Regions from separate parts of the Homo sapiens genome. Here region 1 is linked to region 2. A link is a contact called in ENCODE Hi-C or POLR2A ChIA-PET data. All regions are on one chromosome and are shown on one strand. Each heading gives the region's core, a stretch centred on a gene start or an enhancer-like site at or near the end of the contact. The rest is flanking DNA. Distances are from core to core; before and after follow the strand shown.

Evidence for each region. Hi-C counts contacts between places; a loop is a spot of excess contacts on that map. ChIA-PET counts read pairs that join two places held with the same protein, here RNA polymerase II (POLR2A). Pooled maps may share reads with other maps.
Region 1: a loop to region 2 is called in a pooled map, with 2.7 times the contacts of the local background. The contact joins the promoter of UNC93B1 here to the enhancer-like site in region 2. A Hi-C loop is called at or near these places in 9 of 50 pooled maps. POLR2A ChIA-PET finds 5 or more read pairs at or near these places in 3 of 52 experiments (Caco-2, Panc1 and WTC11).

What each region holds. Positions count from the first base shown.
Region 1 is chr11:68,001,705-68,005,986 of GRCh38, forward strand. It overlaps UNC93B1 (unc-93B1 regulator of TLR signaling), which reads right to left and starts at 2,393. Exons shown (of 11, transcript NM_030930.4): 1 at 2,244-2,393; 2 at 1,953-2,094; 3 at 1,318-1,471. The coding sequence starts at 2,339. RefSeq lists enhancers at 946-1,145, 1,246-1,295, 1,396-1,445, 2,350-2,893, 2,894-3,436 and silencers at 1,746-2,155, 2,216-2,515.
Region 2 is chr11:67,954,292-67,958,987 of GRCh38, forward strand. It overlaps LOC112268076 (translation initiation factor IF-2-like), which reads right to left. Exons shown (of 4, transcript XM_047427952.1): 3 at 1,191-1,735. Among named protein-coding and RNA genes, the nearest start is that of UNC93B1, 47 kb to the right of the region's middle. Within about 2 kb of position 1,365, at least 3 of the 41 ENCODE cell types and tissues checked have a DNase peak (open chromatin) inside an H3K27ac peak, as active enhancers do.

The DNA of each region.
Region 1 (4,282 bases), core at 1,143-3,642, 48 kb after region 2:
CAAGGAAACAGATGTAAGCACAGAAGGAACTGCAGTGTCCAATTCCAAGCCACTGTTCAGTGCCACCGTATCTGCAGAAGATGCTACCATTGCAAAGTCGTAACTGTGAAGGCTGTAGAGTAGGCTAAGATATGCTCAGTGAAAAGAAGGAAGCAAGCTCTGGGCACTGTGGCTCATGCCTGTAATCCCAGCACTTTGGGAGGCCAAGGCAGGAGAATCACTTGAGGTCAGGAGTTTAAGACCAGCCTGGTCAACATAGTGAAACCCCATCTCTACTAAAAGTACAAAAATTAACCGGGTGGCAGGCGCCTGTAATCCCAGCTACTCAGGGTGCTGAAGTAGGAGAATCGCTTGAGCCTGGGAGGCAGAGGTTGCAGTGAGCCGAGATCACACCACTGCACTGCAGTCTAGGTGACAGAGCAAGTATCTGTCTCAAAAAAAAAAAAGTAAGCAAGCAAAAGCAAACATAGCCCGCTTGCATACACACACACACACACACACACACACACACACACACGGGCACGTCCACACACGTGCTCTGGGGACAAGGATGTGAATGTAATCCATGCATGCTGGTGGGACAGCATGGGTAGCCGATTTCCTGGAGGGCTTAGATGGGGTTTCTTTTTTATGATTTCAGTTATTCTAATCCTGCCTGTGCAACGGGAGATGTTTTAAATTTTCAAATTTTTGTTTAAATGGAGTTTTCTCTTGTTGTTTTGTTTGTTTGTTTGTTTTAAAGATGAGGGAGCTCAAATTCACCTAATTTGTCCACTGGTCTCCAGGTCCCATCAGGGAGGGCACTGTGGACCGGTGATGGGGAGGCTGAACCACATACCTCCAGGGCTCAGATCTGGGGGAGAGCTCTGGGGCACCTGCCCAGCCATGCCTGTCTGTGAGAAACACCCCCTCAGCACCAGTCACAGCGACTGGGCCAGGCATGGGTGCCTGGACTTTGCTGACCGATCAGAAACCCCTAACTCTACAGCCCCAACCCTGAAGGCCACAGTGGCTCTGGGAGGCCTCCAAGGAGGCCACGAGGAGGGTGCCACGTGAGGCCCAGGCAAGCTGGGAGGGAGCTCAGCCCGTGTGAATCTGTTGCTGGAAACCAAATGTGCCCTGAGGCAAAGTTCCTGTTTCCTTCCCCAAATCCGAGTTTCACCCCCTTCACTCTCAGGCTTCCGGGTAGAAAAAAACCTCTCCCTTGTTCCCTCGCCCCACAAACACCCCGGCAGATGGACACCTCCTGGCCCGCCGGCCTCTGTACCCCTCCGAAATGGGAGTACCGCAGCATCCCACAGGAGCAGCCGCGCCCACCTGATGAGCACAGGTGTGTAGAGCAGGGCGGCGATGGGAGTCACGTTGATGCCCATCAGCATTTTGCTGTCGATGTCGGGCAGCCCCATGTTGCCATACTTCACCTCGCGGTAGGTCTCGTCGTAGTGCAGGATCAGCTGCATCTGCAGGAGGCCTGGGGACAGGACAGAGAGCGGCGTGCAGGGAGCAGCCTAGCTTTGGGCGCCACCGAGCAGAAGACGGCATGCAGGCCTCGCAGGGAGCTCCAATCACCGAAGGCATTCCCGCTGACAGCGCCCCTCAGGACAGCGGGGTTCCCGGGCTGCGCCACGCCTTCTGCCAGCCCGCGGCCACTTGGCCAGCTAAGCCCAGACCCCCACCCGCCTTGCTCCGCCGGCCTCCAATTCTGACGGTGGCAGGTCTGTCCGGGAGCCCGGACCCCCGTCCCCCACCCACACCGAGGCTCTGGCTGGGACCCGGGGACGCTGCGCTACTTGACCCCCCAACCCCACCCCCGCCGCGGGGGGCCGTGGCTGCAGCTGCGAGGGCAGCGGAGGGGAAGTGAGAGCGGGCGGGAGGCGGCGGCCCGCGGTTTCTGTTTCCCGGGCCGGGCTGGGAGCGGGCGGGGCGGCCCCGGGTCCCCGAGCGGCACCTACCCAGGTAGACGCCGTAGGTGAGCATGCCCCCGGCGCTGGCAGCCAGCACGTTCTTGAGCACGCCCAGGCGCTTGCGGCGGTAGTAGCGGCGCTCCTCCTCCTCCTCGTTGTAGTTGGGGTACGCGCCCACCAGCTCGTCCAGCTGCGAGCCACGCACGCCGCTCGCACCCGCGATCGCGCCCCGAACCCGTGTCCCCCGGTGCCCGCCGCCCCCCGGCCCGCCCCGCCCCCGCCGGGGGGACCCTGGCCCACAGGGGACGCCCGCGCCTCGCACTCCGGGTCCCCGCTCACCGGGGCCTCGGGCCCGTCCGGGACCCCGAGCAGGTCCTCGTCGCCCTGCGGCCCCGCAGCCCCCGCCATCGGGTAGAGCGGCGGCTCCGCCTCCATGGCCCGAACTACTGCGGACTCGCGGCGGTCGCCCCGGAGTCCCTGCGACCGCCCGGCCACTTCCTCCCGGCGGCCGGGACCTGCCCCCGCCCCGCCCTGTCCCGCCCTGCGGGCCGCCTCCTCCAGGACACGTGTGTGTGTATGTGTGTGTGCGCGCGCGCGCGCGCGTGTGTGCAGGGGCCTGCCTGTGTGTGCCCTCTGGGGTGTGAGTTCGAATCCCCACTCAGCCACCTCCTGGCCCTGTGACTTTAGGAATTAACTCCATTTCTTTGTGCCTCGGTTTCCTCCGTTTCCTCGACGGTAAAACAGAAATACATGGCACTACCCCCGGGGCCATGGCGGAACTATTGAGTTAATGCAAAGCCTTGGAAAAGTGCCAGGGTTGCCTGGCTCCCTTAAGCTCCCCTCAGGGTTGCCTGGGTCGTCCCCAGCCCCACCTCCAAGCCTGCTGTTACAGCTCATCAAAGAGCACTGCAGGGACAGTAGCGTCACCACCTGGACCCCACCTCCCACCACCGGACGCTACAGCCAGAGCCCACCTCCCATGTCCCCATCCTGCTCCAGTTTGGGCTGTGCAAATGGGAGCTTGAGTGGGTCCTGGGAGGTGGAGATTGTGATCCCCACTGAACTACATGGGGGACCCTGCCACAACCATGTAGTGGGGCCCAGAGCCACCTGCCCCCATCCTGCTGGGCACTGGATCCCGGGCTGCAGCGGGAGCCTGTGGTGGGGCCGACACTCCAAAGCACTGGCTACCACCGACCTGGCTGGAGCCACGGGGCCACTTTTGAAAATATCCAGATTCTCTCCCCTGGGTTCCTTCTGGTTTGAATGCTCTTCCTGCTGCGCCTCCCAGGTGGCTTCCTTCCCACTCAGCTCTCAGAACAAGAGACCATCCCTGCAGAGAATGCAGTCCCTTCACTTCCCTTCTGGTTTTCCATGCCCTCCCTGTGCACCCCCCTCCACCCACTGCTCTTTAGGTACATCCTCTCCCAAATGCAGAGGATGGCATTGGGCACCTACTGAGTGATCAATACTTGTGACTGGATGGGTGCATGAGTGACTGGATGACAAACACCTCCCACCCCGCAAGGATTGCTGGGAAGGTGGGGGGAGGCGTGAATCTGCAGTGGCTTCAGGCTTCCAGGAGGTAGAACTTTCTCCAGGTGACGATGCCCAAGTGCAGATGTGGGGAACAGACAGGTGGATTCATGCAGGTGGGTGGCTGGAAGTGGGAGACAGGAAAGGAGCCGAAGAGAGGGCAGGGCCCGAGGCGCAGGGGCAGGGAGGAGGTGGGAGAGTATGGCTATGGCGGGGGCCGTTCTCAGATGGCAGACACCAGCATCATTACACAGTATGATGAGAAAGTGCAATTCTCCTGACTCAGCCTTGTGAGTAGCTGGAATTACAGGCGTGTGCCCCTACACCCAGCTGATTTTTGTATTTTTAGTAGAGATGGGGTTTCACCATATTGGCCCAGGCTGGTCTCGAACTCCTGACCTCAAGTGATGTACCCGCCTTAGCCCCCAAAGTGCTGGGAGTGGGCCCCCCGAGCTTCTCAATTTCCCTGAGGGACCCCAAACTTCTGGGGCCTGGTGCAATCTCTTCCTCCCCTTGTTCCTCTGGGCCTGGGGGTTGTGGCGGTTGCTATGGTTGCCCATCCTGGGCTCTTCCATCACCTGTGCTGTACCACCAATTCCCTGCACTCAATGTCTCCTACTCAAAACACCTGGAGAGGGTCGGGCGCTGTGGCTCACGCCTGCAATCCCAGCACTTTGGCTGGCCAAGGAGGATCACTTGAGCTCAGGAGTTCAAGACCAGCCTCAACAAAGTGAGACAAACCCCCCCCCCCAACCCATCTCTACAAAAAATACAAAAACTAGCCTGGTGTGATGGTGGACACCTGTAGCCCCAGCTACTCAGGAGGCTGAGGTGGGAGAATT
Region 2 (4,696 bases), core at 115-2,614:
GATCTCAGAGAAAATTCGCCTGAGTTCAGTGTCCAGGTGACCCAAGCTCTGAATGCGGTAACGTGCACGGGGAGATAAGGATGTCACCATGAGCAAGCCTCCCAGACGGCATCCAGGAGCAACCCCAAGACTGGGCAGGGGGGCTCTGATGCCGCCCACGGCGAGGAGGGCTGCCCGTGCTGCCTAAATGGGTTCCGAATGAAGGCCGCCCTCTCGCCCATGTGGGGCTCATTAACCACGAATCCAATTATTAAGACAAGCTCAGCTGAGCAAATGGTCAAACATAAAAACATGTGGAAAGAACAAAGAGGTCAACCCCATTATCCATCAAAAACCATCAAGGTGGCGGCCCTCACTGAGGGGTACAGCTCTCCAGTGGGCCCTCATCTGCCCTCCAAACCCATGTGCCTCCTCAGTGGAAGGCCAGCAAAGCCACACAGGAAGAGTTGGTGTAGGAAAGCAGAAAGTGAACTCCAGGAGGCCAGGCTGGCCACGGAGCCCCATCCCACACACACAGGCCCGGTAACTCAGGGGCTCACGTGTGCAGGACACCGGGAGCTCACAGGGACAGCGTCCCGGGGGATGCAAGGAACTTTCCCTCTCTGTCCCTCTCTGTAGGGATGGAAAGAGGAGAGCGATTTCTGGGATGTAAGCCATCTGCCTCCTCTCAACTCTCGCTGCCCAACCAGAAAGGGAAGAAAAACAGGAAGATGCGGGGCAGGTGAGGAGCTGGGTGAGCACCGCCAGCCCGCAGCCCAGCAGAGCAGGGCTTGGCCAAGCCTGGCGCCAGGGACTTCCCCCCTACCCCCGCCACAAGCCCCTCGCCAGGTGAGAGGCACTGACAGAGTCCCAGACAGATGCCCCAGACAGGACGCTCAGCGCAACCCCCGCCCCTTCCCCTGCTAGGGGCCCCCAGGACGCGGGGCTCCCCCTCCCCTTTTGGCTAGCCGCAGAGTCCAGCGGGTCTCTAGTCCAGGGACGTCGTGGGAGAATCAGGAAGTCGAAGCCACACAGCCGAGAAGGGGCAGCTGGCGTCTCGGAGGCCGTCGCGAGCTGTCACTCCGCGCCCGCCGGAGTTGTCGCTCAGTTACCAACTTCAACCCGGGGCCGGCCACGGAGCCTCCCGCCGCCCCTACCCCGCGTCCCCGGCACCCCCGGCACCCCCGGACCCCCGCGCCCGCGTCACTTACTCCTCTGCCGTCGCCACCTGTCTGGGTGCCGGTCTCCTTCCTGCCTGGCCGCGGTGCGTCCTCCCCGTCATCGGGCTGTGCGCTTCCCTCCTCCAGCAACAGCCGCAGCCTCTTCTCTTCGGGAGTGACGTCGTCCTCCTCTCTCCTGGGCCGGCCATCCCTGCCTCGGGGCTTGCCAGTGGCTTTGGAGCTGCCGGAAGGGCTGGCCATGGCTCCGGGGGCTCTGCCTGCACCTGGGGAAGAGGAAGGACCCGGCGCGAGCGGCCTGTCGGCGGAGCTGGGGCGTCTGAGCGCGGGCTCGGTGGGTCCGCGCGGCGCGGAGCTAGGCATCGGGGCGGGCGTGGGCTCCTCCGCGGGCCGCTCGTTGCTCTCTGGCGCCCTCTGCTGGCCGCTCGCGCCCACCGCGGACACGCCGGGCCCTGGCCTGCGCTGAGCTCGCCTGCCCTGGCCCAAGCAGTCGCTGTCCCCTGCCTGCGGCCATGCCCGCTCTGGCCAGGCCCTGCACCTCCTCCCCGCCCCAACCAGGTTGCACCCCGATGGTCTCCCTGCCCAAGGAGGAGAGAAGGGACGCCCCGAGAGGGTGGACATCAGCCACAGCCACCTTGTCTTTGCTCTTACCCTGTGTCTTGCATGATTTGGAGGTGGTGGGAAAACCGAGGCTGCTCAAAATTCGTGGAGAATTCCGCCTGCAGGATGACATGAATGCACCTTCGCGTTGCCTACCAACAGATCTTTTTTGAGCATCTCTGTGGACCAGGCGTGGTGATGGGGGAGGGGATATTGTGGTGAACATGACAGGCATGGCCTTCACACAGTAGGGCTCAGCCCTGGGTGAGAAGGCATTGAGAATGGACATTGTCAATTGGGCAAAAGGAGGCCAAGAAGAAGTGCTGGGGGCATGGGAACTGAAAAAGACAGGAGGCTCAGCATGTCTTGGCGCTGGGAGATTGACAGCAACAGCGGCTGTTCCAAAGGAAGCAACAGCTGAGAGACGTCTCAGAGAGTTGTTCTCAGCCCAGTGGAGGTTGTTCAGGCAGAGGGAACAGCGTGTGCAAAAGCCCAGAGGCTGGGAAAGAAGCAGAAAGAGGACTGTGGGGCTGGAGCGTGGTGGGCAAGAGGAGAAAGGTGTGGTGGGCAGACAGATTGCCTGGGACCCAGCCGTGCAGGGGCAGAGGAGATAGGGGATCCTTGCAGGCCCCTAGCCGGGGCTGAGGCACAGAGACAATGCAGGTGGGCAAAGGGAGGAGACGTGGAGAAATATTCTGGAGGCACGCCCTGATGAATGAGCCCAGGATGCACTCTTAGTGTCAGTGTGGAGCTCCTTCCTTGGCTGTGTGATGAGCTGAACTCGGGGGTATTTTCTGGACATTGAGGTGCTACACCAAGAGTCCAGGACAGGCTGAGCACCAGCAGCTCCTGGCCCACCTCAAAAGCAGGAGAGACAGGGGAGACTGGGGATGCTGGGGTGGAAGGGGAAGCCAGGAAGGCAGGAGAGGCCAGGGAAGCAGAGGAGGCCAGGGAGGCAGTGGAGGCAGGAGAGGCTGGGGAGGCTGTGTCCTTTCCATGATTCTGCCCAGGATCCTAGGCCCCTGAACTCCCTGAGCTTCTCCACCCCAAGCACTGGAACCATGTTGCACAATGGTCTCTCCACTAAGCTCCTGATGGCGGACCCTACCCTGCTGTGCTCCCTATTTCAACCCTAACAGCTCTCACAGTGGGCAGCACATAGTAGGTGCTCAGGAAACACTGGTGGGAGAGCACATGGGTCTGCTCAGCACCTTCCTCTCTCCTCCAGCTCTCCCCTGTCATGAAATAATTCTGATAACGACACATGGGCTTTGGACTCTCTTCTATTACTTTCAATATGCTAATCCATCTATACCTCACAGCAGCCCTGGGGGTGGGTGCTATTAGGATGCCCATTTTACAGAGGAGGAGACTGAGGTATAAAGAGGGTAAGTGACATAGGCACACTACAGGGGCCGGGGCCAAGTGATTGCAGCACTCAATCCCCAAAGGCAAGGTGGACGCAGTTACCATAAAAGACAGCAGAGTCAAAGCTGCAACCAGAACAGCCTGACTCACAGAGACCTATGGTGCCAGCTGATCGTGGCATTCCTAGAAGTGAAATAGGTAAGAAGCCTGCCACATTTTTACTTGATCTGTGTTTGCAGAAGAGTTCTAGGTCAGGTGAGTAGAAGTCTAATCTGAATCATAACAACAGAGTCACAGTCCCCAGTCAATTCCCAGACATAAGCCAGTTCACAGACCCGGAGTCCCTTGTCTGAATGGGAAGCCAGGTCCCCTCCAGAAAGGACTCTGCTCCACTGCCAAAAATTTATACTGTCAATTTTTCTCCCAGCCTGCCCCCAAAGGAATACACAGCCTTTTACCAGGATGACTGAACAGGGGAAAAGGAACTAATGAGATCTGTGCAGGATCACTGGACACAGGCTCTGAACTGGCACTAGGGCGAGACTAGGGTCTACCAGTCAGAATAGGCATTTTGGAGGTCAGGTGAATGTTGGTGCAAGTTCATGTCATGGTAAATCCATTGGGTCCCCAAATCCATCCTCTGGTTATATACAAAGTGGCCTTGCTGAGATTCAAATTCAGGGCATCCAACAGAGAGGCTGTGCTCTTACTCATGAAACATTCTGACACTAGTAACCAATTTAAAAATGCAAACACCTTCTGGGGCTAGCCAGAGTCCTCCAAACAGTCATGTAAATTGGTTCTGTCAAGGATTTCCTCCTACCACCTGCTGAGAGCCAGTTGCAAGGAGAGACTAGGGAAGGGCATTGGGTAACTTTGTTGCTAAAACTCTTTTGGATAAAGACTTTTGGGAAAAGAAGCAAATAGAGTTCAGCAGAAGAGGTAAGAAAGTAAGTTTATGTTTGGCCAGGCACGGTGGCTCACACCTGTAATCCCAGGACTTTGGGAGGCCGAGGTGGGCAGATCACGAGGTCAAGAGATCGGACCATCCTGGTCAACATGGTGAAGCCCCATATCTGCTAAAAATTCAAAAATTAGCTGGCCATGATGGCACATGCCTGTAGTCCCAGCTACTCGGGAGCCTGAGGCAAGAGAATCACTTGAACCCAGGAGGCAGAGGTTGCAGTGGACCGAGATCATGCCAGTGCATTCCAACCCGGCGACAGAACAAGACTCCATCTCATAAAACAAACCAAAACAAACAAACAAACAAAAAAGCAAGCTTATTTTTAAGCCTGAACAAATGTAGTGGTTTAGGGGTTCTGCAAATACGGCCCCAATCAGGCTACAAGATGTTGTGGCAGCAACACTTACACCCAGTCACTCCTGGCTGGCTGAGCCACTTTTCAAAACACCCTTGCACAGCTGTGCAGAGCGGCTGGCTCCACTGGCAGCCGGCAGAGACATAACTCACACTGTCACCACTCCCCTCAAACCCTTTTAGTAAGCACTTTTTTTTTTTGAGACGGAGTCTTGCTCTGTCATCAAGGCTGGAGTGCAGTGGCGCAATC